Regions from separate parts of the Homo sapiens genome. Here region 2 is linked to region 1. Evidence: read pairs that join two places in POLR2A ChIA-PET (ENCODE). Cell type or tissue: B cell. All regions are shown on one strand. Each heading gives the region's core, and the rest is flanking DNA. Links, peaks and the distances in the headings are about the cores only.

Region 1 (5,354 bases), core at 355-5,354:
TTCCAGTGAGGCGGCCAGCGCGGGCGGGGGTGCCGGGCCTGGCGCACACCCGCTGCTGACCACACGTGTCTGGAATGTGCAGATGTTTCTTTGGGGGCTCCGTCCGGCCCCCAGACCCCACTCAGCATCTGGTCTGGGGAGTGGGCGCCTGGGGCACTCAGCTCTGAGTGTGAGACTCTGAGGCAGGTCTGGTTTGTCTGGGGCCATTCCCTCTGCTGTGGATTGGGAGGGCCCCGGGAGCTGCCCCACACCCAGGGAAGTTCTCCTCAGTCCCACTGTTGCATTCCCCGACCCCGGCTCCCCCGGCCCAGGAGCGCCTGTGGGGCAGAAGGCCCAGCCCCAAGACTTCCCGGCCCTGCCAGCCTCAGGCTTCACCCACCCTCGCGCCAACTGTGGGCAGAGCCCAGGGGGAGGGCAGGAGAGCCAGCGCCTGGCTGGGAACACCCCTGAGGGGCCGAGGCTCCAGGGCGAGGGGGCCCGACCTGGGGTTCACACGCCCGGGTGGCGGGCAGACCCGCTGCAGCATGAGACACGTGTCAGCTACCTCGGGCCGGCAGGCTGGCCCTGCTGCCCACAGCCCTGGGACGTGGCCCCACCTGTGACGGGTGTGGAGGGGCAGCCTCCAGGCCTGGCCACACCCTCTGCTGTTGCTGCTCCTGCTCCAGGATTGGCAAGGGTGCTGGGAAGGGGTGAAGACCCGTACTGTGGCCACACACCTGGGACTTCCTTCTCCACCCAGTGGTGCCCCAGCAGCCGCTAAGGAGCCCGCTGGGTCCCACGCTAGGATGGTCCTAACTCCTCCCGCCTTCCAGATCGGACGCTCGGCGCTGGGGACCCCTTGTGTCCCGGGGCTGGGGCACCGTCCTGCCCCCCATGGGGGTGTACTCCTCCCGACAAGCTTGGCTTCAGCTTCCCTGGGAGCACATCCTGGCCCTCGGGCACCCATCAGGCTGTCCCTGTGCACCTGGCTCCCACCCTTCCAGCTCATAGCAGGAACTGGGGTGAGGAGTGCGTGGGGCAGCAAGGGCCTGGGACCCCAGAGGACCCTGCACTCTGCTCTGTGCTCTTGCCTGGGCTTAGGGCCGCTCGGTGGTCCTGCTGCCAGATGCCTGGGCCCTGCTGTGTCCCCCATCCTTGCAGGGAACCAGAACGTGGGGGCAGGGCATCAGACAGCGGCGATGATGTCACCTGGCGGGTGCAGAGGAAGCCCGAGGGGCGGGGTGGGGGGGCTGGCGCGAGGCTGCCTGGCTAGGCCTTGGCGTTCCCCCAGAACGGCGATGGCAAAAGCAGATGGAGACGTGAAAAAGTACGGGAGCAAGCGAGGTGAGGACTCCACGGGGACCCCTGTGCTGTTCCCTGTCCCTGAAGCCCACACCTGAGTCCTGCCCAGGGCAGATGCTTCCACACCCAGGGGGCACCTGAGTCCTACCCAGGGCAGACGCTTCCACACCCTGGGGGCTGGGGGACTGCACCTGGCTCCTGTCTGGGCCCCAGCTTCATTCCACTGCCCTGGGCCCTGGGAGCTCGGCCGAGCGGGGTCCCCAAGACCTTGCTGCATTTCTGGGCCTTGGGCTGGGGTGAGGGCCGGGAGAAGGAGCCAGCCTGGAGCCTGGCACGCAGGGAGTGCATGGCCAGAACCGGTGACAGGCAGGGCTGCCTGCTGGCGTGGAAGAAGTGTCCATGGCACCCCCAGGCCTGGTTCACAGTGGGATGGGCGGGGAGCCGGGGGGCTCTGGGGTCCTCGGCTGACCTGCCCCCACCCCTGCCCTGGCTTGTCAGCTCCCAGCAGCAGCCACTCTTGATGGATTTTCCAGAAAATGAGGTGTGGCCAAACATCTTCAGGCTTTTCCTTCTTTCCTTTCTCCCGTGGCCTGGGTGGGAGCTGCTCCCCATGCCTGGGGGCAGGTGCGAGAGCCTGTGCCCCTCCCTGGGGCAGTTTCACAGCTGTGTCCCTTCCAGGGGGCCTGCCTGTGTTCACCGTGGCCTCTGCAGCACCTCTCGCCCCTTAGGGCTCCTGCGCCTCGGGTCCCGGTGCCTCATTTCTCCCTAAAGCATTGGTTCTGCTGCCGCCGCAGCCGCTGGAAAGTCCCTCCTCAGGTCTAACTGCAGTTCCTCACGGCACAGTGTTCCCCCTCGGGCATGGTGCTTGGGCAGTGGGTGTGAGTCCAGCTGCCTCACCCTGTCTCGAGAATGGCCTCTTGCTGGTCTCCCAGCCACCACCCTGTCCCACCCCACGGCGGGGATGGTGTGGATGCCTAGCAGCGCGGCTGTGGGCCCACCCATCCTTATGGGCAGTGGGGAGCACCTCAGCCCGTGTCCCTACCTTGGTGTAGAGGAGGGGACGGCAGAGAAGCAGGGTTCAGTTAGGGGGGAAGTGGTGGCCCTGCCGGAGGGGCCGTTCCCTGTGTGCCTGGCCCCCAGATCCTCTCCCCTCCCGGAGCCCAGGGCACAGGCATAGGCTCTCTGAGTGTCCCACAGCCCCTGGGGGAAGGGAACTGCACCCCCAACCGTGCCCTCCATCCGCAGATGGAACGAGAAGCTCCGGGAGCCAGTGCCCAGCGTCTCATCTGTCTGGGCACCCAGCCCAGGTGAGGGCCTGGCTCCACCGTCCGTGGCTGGTGCTGCTTCCTGGCACGGAGAAGGCCTCGGCTGCTCTGTCCCCTCAGCTGGGGTGGCCTCTGGTCCCCTTCTTTGTTGGTTCCCTTCTCAAGCTCTTGCCCTGGCCCCGGGCCCCACCGGGCAGCCTGTGTGTGCGTCTCTCCTGCGCCGGGTAGGCTCCTGTGGGAGCGGAGCTCCGGTGGGAGGAGCAGGGCTGGAGGCTGGCAGGGGCTGGGCGGGTGTTCAGGGATGGAGGCCGCCCCGGCTTGGGGCTGGCTGCCGGGTGGTCATTGCTGGGAAGAGCAAGTCTAGGCGGAGGCACCTGCTGGGTCACTCGTGGGGAGGGTGACACCTGGGGAAGTAGAGGCCCGTGGCAGGAGGTGAGGCCTCGGGGTCCTGGGGAGCAGGGGGGTGGTGTGCAGACCTGCGGAGCCATAGTCCTGTGCCAGGAGCACTACTGGGAGTGCGTGGGACCAGGAGGGGTGCCCAGGGTGGGCGGCAGAGTGACCCCCGAGGTGCTTGAGGCCGAGGGGAGGTGGAGTTCTCGGTTTGCCCCAGCTCTCTGTCTACTCACCTCCGCATCACCAGCTCCAGGACCTGGTTTGTAACTCGGGCAGCTCTGAAAAGAGAGACATGCTGCCGCCCTGTGGTTTCTGTTGCTTTTTCTTCACTGACTACTGACATGGGATGTTTTTCCTACGGCTGTGACCAATTGTGCTTCTTCTAATTGCCTGGTTTTTCTTTTTTTGTTTTTGGAGTTTTCTCTTTCTTTCCTCCCTCCCTCTCACCCTCCATCCTTTTTTTTTTTATTTTTATTTTTTGAGATGGAGCTTCACTCTTGCAGGATGGGGTGCTGGAGTGCAGGGGTGCGATCTCAGCTCACTGCAACCTCTGCCTCGCGGGTTCAAGTGATTCTCCTGCCTAAGCCTCCTGAGTAGCTGGAATTACAGGTGCTTGCCACCACGCCCGACTAATTCTGTAGTTTTGGTAGAGACAGGGTGTCTCCGTGTTGGTCGGTCTGGTCTTGAACTCCTGACCTCAGGTGATGCGCCCGCCTCAGCCTCCCAAAGTGCTGGGATTACAGGCAGGAGCCATTGCACCCGGCTCTTTCCCCTTCTCCTTTTCTTCTCTCTCTCCTCCCTTTCTTTCTTTTCTTTTCTTTTTTTTTTCTTTTGAGATGGAGTCTCGCTCTGTCACCAGGCTGGATTGCAGTGGCGTGATCTTGGCTCACTGCAACCTTCGCCTCCCGGGTTCACGTGATTCTCCTGCCTCAGCCTCCTGAGTGGCTGGCACTACAGGCTCCCGCCGCCATGCCCGGCTAATTTTTGCATTTTTAGTAGAGACAGGGTTTCACCCTGTTGGCCAGGATGGTCTCGATCTCTTGATCTCATGATCCACCCACCTTGGCCTCCCAAAGTTCTGGCATTACAGGAGTGAGCCACCGTGCCCGGCCATCTTTCTTTCCTTGCTTTCTCTTTGTTTTCTTTCGAGACCGGGTCTTGCTCTGTCGCCCAGGCTGGACTGCAGTGGCACAATCATAGCTCACTGCAGCCTCGACTTCCCTGGCTCAAGCGATCCTTCCTCCTCAGCCCCCCGAGTAGCTGGAACTACAGTTACACACTACCATGCCTGGCTGATTCTTTTTTTCCTTGTAGAGATGGGGTCTTGCTATGCTGTCCATCCTGGTCTCAAACTCCTGGCCTTCCCAAAGCACTGGGTTTACAGGCATAAGCCACCACACCCAGTTTCCTTTTCTTCTTTTTAACTGGAATAGTTGACGTTTTCTTTATTAGCTGTGTGTCAGGAGGGTATTTTTGGCCTTTAGTATGTCGTGTAAGTTGCTAGTGCTTTTCTGAGATTGTAGTTTGTTTTCTAATTTTATTTATATTTTGCGTAGAAGTTGTGTATTTTAGATGGAGTTAGGTCGGCTGGTCTTTGATGTTTTATTTATTAATTATGTATGTATTTATTTATTTTTGAGGTAGAGTCTCGCCGTTTCACCCAGGCTGGAGTACAGTGATGCGATCTCAGCTCCCTGTAGCCTTGACCTCTCTGGGCTCAAGTGATTTTTCTCTCCTCTACCTCCCGAGTACTTGGGACCCCAGGCGCATGCCGCCATGCCTGGCTAATGTGTATTTTTTGTAGATACGGGGTCTCACTGTGTTGCCCAGGGTGGTTTCAAAATCCTGGGCCCAGGCGATCCTTCCGTCTCAGCTCCCACGGTGCTGTGTTACCGGCGTGTGCCCCAGTGCCTGGCCGTCTTGGAGGTCTTGTTTCTCTGGGTTTATGCCTCGAGGTGGCGCCTGCTCCCCTGTGCTCCCTGGTAGCCTGGTAGTGAGCCTGCTTCTCACACAGTCATACCTGGTTGTGGTCCCACAGTGGGACCACCCTGTTGGGTTCAGAACAGGAGATGGGGGCCCCTCGAGTCTGTGTGGGGGCTGTGGACAGGGTTGGGAGACCTTGGCTCTGTGGGGGACTGTGGACAGGGGATGGGGGGCCTTGGCCCTGCGTGGGATGGGTTGGGGGTCCGTGCCCTTCCTGGCCCTGGGTGGACAGGTCCATGTGGCACTCGGCATAGGGCTGAGATGGGTGCAGAGGGCTGAGGCCCCCAGGCCTCTCCTGGCTTGGTTTCCCCAGATGAGTGTTCATTTGGGTCTTCCATCAGAAAGTCCCCTCCTGACCTCTGGGAGTGGGGAGCTCAAGGGTGGGAGGCCATAGCTTGGGGATGCTGGCAATGTGTGGGATGGGCCCAGGGA
Region 2 (5,354 bases), core at 128-5,127, 1.5 Mb after region 1:
GGTGTGGTGCTCGCCTGTCATCCCAGCTACTCAGGAAGTCGAGAGGTGGGAGGATCACTTGAACCTGGGAGGTTGAGGCTGCAGTGAGCCATGATTGCACCACTGCACCCCGGCCTGGGTGACAGAGCAAGACCTTGTCTCAAAAAGAAAAAAATTAAATGAAGTAAAAAACAGCGAGGTGGGTGGCAGCATGGGGTGGGGTGGTTCAGAGGGAAGGTGGTTGGCCAAGCACGGTGGTTCACGCCTGTAATCCCAGCACTCTGGGAGGCCGAGGTGGGCGCATCACCGGAGGTAGGGAGTTTGAGACCAGCCTGACCAACATGGAGAAACCCTGACTCTACTAAAAATACAAGATTAGCTGGGTGTGGCAGTGCACGCCTGTAATCCCAGCTATTCGGGAGGCTGAGGCAGGAGGATCGCTTGAACCCAGGAGGCAGAGGTTGCGGTGAGCGGAGATCCTGCCATTGCACTCCAGCCTGGGCAACAGAGCAAAACTCCATTTCAAAAAAAAAGAAACAGAGGGAAGGTGGTTGCCCCAAGAAGGTGCAGGAGCAGGATGGGGGCTTCATGCAGAGATCCCACTGCTGCCAGAAGCTCCCAGCGCTGGGGCCTGGGGGTGGGAAGGTGGGTGACCCCAGGGAGGAGAGGGCAGCACACATCCTGCCCTGCCCAGGGCTCCTCTAGCCCCACTGCACACGGGGTGAAGCCCACTCAACTCCCACAGGTCCCACTGGCTGACAGAGGACCTCACATGGGGACTTTAAGAAAACAGGCCGGGCGCGGTAGCTCACACTTGTAATCCCAGCACTTTGGGGGGCTGAGGCGGGTGGATCATGAGGTCAGGAGATCGAGCCCATCCTGGCCAACATGGTGAAATACAAAAATATAAAATTAGCCGGGCATGGTGGCACGCACCTGTAGTCCCAGCTACTGAAGAGACTGAGGCAGGAGAATCGCTTGAACCCGGGAGGCAGAGGTTGCAGTGAGCTGAGATTGCGCCACTGCACTCCAGCCTGGGCGACAGATGGAGACTCTGTCTCCAAAAAAAAAAAAAAAAAAAAAGAGACAACAGCCAGTGGGCCTGGTGTTGCCCACTGGGACCCTTGGGGTCCCATGGAGAACTCTGGGAAGCATTTCCATCTTCTTCCCTAACTCCTCCTAACTGTGCCACAGCCTTACCCCTGCCCTCCCTAGCAGTGGGGTCTTGGAGAGAGAAGAAAGGTGGTTTCCCCAGGTTAAGAGAGACGGCGTCACCCTGGGCCACTCCAGCCTCATGCTCCCTGCCTGGGGACCAGGTGGTGGCTACAGGTGTGCCTCGGTTTCCTCCCCTGGGAAGTAGAGCGGCCACGAGGACCAAGGGTGATGTCCGCGGAGCGTCCCAGCAGAGCTGGGATGCTGGAAGCACCTAGGGGCCCACTCACCTCCCGCCAGAAGGCGCCTCTGGTAGAGGGCACTTACCTCACTAGGATGGAGCCCCAGAGAGCCCCCGCCCCGCTGGAACCTCCACACCTTTCTGAGAGGTAGGCAGGGGGCAGGCTGAGGGTGGCTCGGCACCCCCCCACCTGTAGCTGCCCTGAACTCCTGGCCCGAGCTCTCCTCCCCAGCACCGCCTCAGGCCATGACCCTACCACCTCCAGGAGCCTTCGGGCCGGCTTGGGGCCACAGCAAAATCCACAGGCCTGGGAGAGGCACAGGATAAATGAAGGGAACGGTGGAGGAACTGAGCCAAAGTCAAACGTCCAGCCCTGCGGGGCTGTCCAACCTCTGGGTCATGGTCACGGGGAGGCCACAGTGGCCGGACTGAGGCTCCTGTGGTCTCGGAGTTTCCTAACTGGGTTAGGAAAAGCAGAAGCAACCGGATGGGGGGAGGCCCCACTGCCCCAGGGTGTCTGGGGTGAAGGGCGGAGGAGGGCAGCGGCCCTGCCCGAGGGAAGCGCACGCACGTCTCCCCCACTGAGCTCTGCAAGGGCAGAGCCGGGAGATCTTGAGGACCAGCGCCCGACGCTCTCCGCGAACCGTGGCCTGGGCCTGCTGCACGTCAGGGTTCCAGCAGCAACCCAAGGTCGCCCGAAGCACCGACCTCGGACGCTGGAGGCCCCTGCGACCCAGGAACTGGCCGGCTTTCTCCCCGCTGGGGGCCCGGGCCCGGCCAGGTGAGGCGGAAGTGCGAGGCGCAGGCCCGCGGGCGCGTAGTGGGCAGGACCCGCGCACCCCCCGCGCCCGGAGCGCCCGCCCCGCCTGCAGCACGTGGCCGGACCTCACTAACATTTCCCCAAGGTCACCCTCCGCTCTAGGGCGGCCGGCGGGGGAGGGGAAGCCGGGCCGGGCCGGGCCGGGGCCGCGCGCGTCTCACCTCGACAGGGGCCAGGGTCCCGGCGGCTGCGCAAAGGGCTGCGCCCGCGGGGGCTGCGAGGTCGGCGGCGCGGGCTGCCGGCATTTCAGGAGCTCGCCGAGCCGGCCCTCCACCTGCTGCTGCGTGGGACCTGCGGGCACCGGGGGGCGGTCAGCCGCCGCCGCGCCCCGCCCCGTCCCCGTTCCCGTTCCCCGGCCCGTGCGCACCTGTGCGGCGCTGCGCGACCAGCTTGCTGGGCCCCTTGGTGATGGTGTACATGACGCGCCGCTCCCACACCGCCGCCGGCCCCCGGCCAGATCCGGCCCCTGCGCCGGGGCTCGCACTTAACGGACTGCGGGCGCCGCGGGGAGGGGGCGGGCCCGCTACACGCCCCCGGCCCTTAAAGGGCCCGCACGGGCTCGGGCTGACCCCGGACACGCGGCGGAGGCGGCGCTTGCGCCCTTTGGGAAACTGGCAGGCGGGGGCGGAGCCGCCAGCAACCCCGCCCCAGCCCCCGGAGGCCCGAGGCCAAGGCGGACGAGGCGCCCTGCTGCCCGGGAAGGCCGTTGCTGCCTGGAGGCCATGTCAGTGTCGGGGCACCGCACTCAGACTGCTGGCGGCGAGGACCCAGGGGCCCTGCGGGGTCAGCGGCGATGTGCGAGCAGGGTCCTCGGAGCCCCAGGGCCCACCTTTGACAAGCGCTGGAGGAGAACCTGTGCTGGGGGTCCCTGTGCTGGGGGCATCCCTGTGCTGGAGGTCTCTGTGCTGGCGGGATCCCTGTACTGTGGGGGGGTCCCTGTGCCTGTGCTGGGGGGCTCTGTGCTGCGGGCCCTGTGCCGGGGGCATCCCTGTGCTGGGGGGATCCCTGTGCTGGGGGGCCCTGTGCTGGGGGCATCCCTGTGCTGGAGGTCTCTCTGCTGGGGGGATCCCTGTACTGGGGGGGGGTCCCTGTGCCTGTGCTGGGGGGCTCTGTGCTGCGGGCCCTGTGCTGGGGGCATCCCTGTGCTGGGGGGATCCCTGTATTGGGGGGCCCTGTGCTGGGGGGATCCCTGTGCTGGAGGTCTCTGTGCTTGGGGGGATCCCTGTACTGGGGAGGAGTCCCTGTGCTGGATCCCTGTGCTGCGGGCCCTGTGCTGGGGGGATCCCTGTGCTGGGGGCCCTGTGCTGGGGGGCCCTGTGCTGGGGGGATCCCTGGGCTGGGGGGGTCCCTGTGCTGGGGGGCCCTGTGCTGAGGGGCCCTGTGCTGGGGGGATCCCTGTGCTGGGGGGGTCCCTGTGCTTGGGGATCCCTGTGCCGGGGGGCCCTGTGCTGGGGGGCTACTCTGTGCTGTGGGTCTCTGTTCTGGGGGCTCTGTGCTATGGGGGGTATCTGCGCTGGGGGCTCTGTACTGGGGGACTCTGTGCTGGGGGTGTCTGTGCAGGGGGGCTGTGTGCAGGGGAGCTCTGTGTTGGGGGCTGTGTGCTGGGGGACTCTGTGCTGGGGGCGTCTGTGCTGGGCTCCTCTGTGCCGAGGCTGGAGGCAAGGATTTACCATTCATACTTGGGGAGCCTCAGCCAAGGTGCCTGCAGAGGCCTGGGCCAGTGTGAAGGGTCACCCTTGGCTTGGGTCTTGGGACTGGGTCTAAGAAGAGAAAAAGCGGCTCATCCCCCTGGACTTGGGTAGAGACATGATGCCCTGGGAGTCTCCCTTCCACCCCAGGAGTCAGAACCCTGGCTGCACTCTGCCCCACGTCCTGGCCCCCAGGCTGAGGTGCACCCAGAGGCCCGACGTGTGCCTCTTCGGCCCCTGGGGCTCCTGTACCCGCCCCACAGATGTGAGAGTGTGGCAGGCCAGGTCTCACTAACGCAGGCCTCCATAACAATTATTTCAGTGCAGAGTGGTTAGTTCAATATTAAAAGCTTAAAAAGCTGTCCAGGATCGGTGGTTTACACCTGTAATCCCAGCACTTTGGGAGGCCCAGGCAGGTGGATGACCTAAGGTCAGGAGTTCGAGACCAGCCCAGCCAATTTAGTGAAACCCCATCTCTACTAAAAATACAAAAAAAAAAAAAAAAAAAAAATTAGCCAGGCATGGTGGCAGGTGCCTATAATCCCAGCTACTCCAGAGGCTGAGGCAGGAGAATCACTTGAACCTGGGAGACAGAGGTTGCAGTGAGCCAAGATCGTGCCACTACACTCCAGCCTGGGCAAAAGAGTGAGACTCCGTCTCAAAAAAAAAAAAAAAAAAATGCCGGGTGTGGTGGCACACACCTGTAGTCCCAGCTACTCGGGAGGCTGAGACAGGAGAATCACTTGAACCCAGGAGGTGGAGGTTGCAGTGAGCTGAGATCACATCACTGCACTCCAGCCTGGGCGACAGAGCAGGACTCTAAAGAAGAAAAGCCAGTGCCCTTCTTCAAAGGCTGGAATGTAACAAAAGCCCACCAAGAGCTGTGCCCAGGCCTCTCCTGGGCCTTGAAGCGCGACAAGATAACGAAGGAATTCTTAATAGGACCCGTTTAGGATTAAACAAGTTTATTGGAGGTCTGAAGAAACTCTCCAGGCCTCCACAGACAAGTTTATTGGGAGCCCGAAGGAACTCCCCAAACCTTCATGATTTAGCAGGAAACAAGATTAAGTCAGTTTACTGAGGCTCCAGGGGAAGGTCTTCAGGACTCAGGCCTTAATTATAGATTAAAAGAAGTTAATCACTTGGCCGGGCACGGTGGCTCACGCCTGTAATCCCAGCACTTTGGGAGGCCGAGGCGGGCGGATCACGAGGTCAGGAAATCGAGACCATCCTGGCTAACACGGGGAAACCCCGTCTCTACTAAAAATAGTGAGCCCAAGATCGTGCCACTGCACTCCAGCCTGGGCAACAGAGCAAGACTCCGTCTCAAAAAAAAGAAAAAAGAAAAAAGTTAACCACTTATGTCTTCAGATGAATGCACACTTACACACAGACATCTAGGTTGGAAGGTACATAACCTCTGGAAAACTTTGTAATTTGACTTGTTCTGGTGATAATTTCCAGGCCTTCTCCT

Evidence for each region. Peaks named below come from ENCODE experiments on the same cell type or tissue, not always from the same donor. Only the 100,000 strongest peaks of a DNase experiment are listed, where the experiment ranks them.
Region 2: POLR2A ChIA-PET joins it to region 1 with 5 read pairs; 1 of 35 experiments calls an interaction of 5 or more read pairs at or near these places.

Annotation. Positions count from the first base shown.
Region 1 is chr16:2,119,434-2,124,787 of GRCh38, reverse strand. The region is part of intron 1 of PKD1 (polycystin 1, transient receptor potential channel interacting); the gene reads left to right. Among named protein-coding and RNA genes, the nearest start is that of MIR4516, 11 kb to the left of the region's middle. RefSeq lists an enhancer at 75-916. In B cell, for the core only: no CTCF peak of the experiment used is centred there; a DNase peak (open chromatin) is centred at 3,237.
Region 2 is chr16:639,249-644,602 of GRCh38, reverse strand. MCRIP2 (MAPK regulated corepressor interacting protein 2) reads right to left here and starts at 2,775. Exons shown (of 5, transcript NM_138418.4): 1 at 2,560-2,775; 2 at 2,354-2,483. The coding sequence starts at 2,611. RefSeq lists enhancers at 1,661-1,710, 2,852-3,763 and silencers at 1,951-2,090, 2,101-2,380, 2,411-2,960. In B cell, for the core only: no CTCF peak of the experiment used is centred there; DNase peaks (open chromatin) are centred at 1,922, 2,042, 2,502 and 2,702; H3K4me3 peaks cover 1,768 bases; H3K27ac peaks cover 1,508 bases.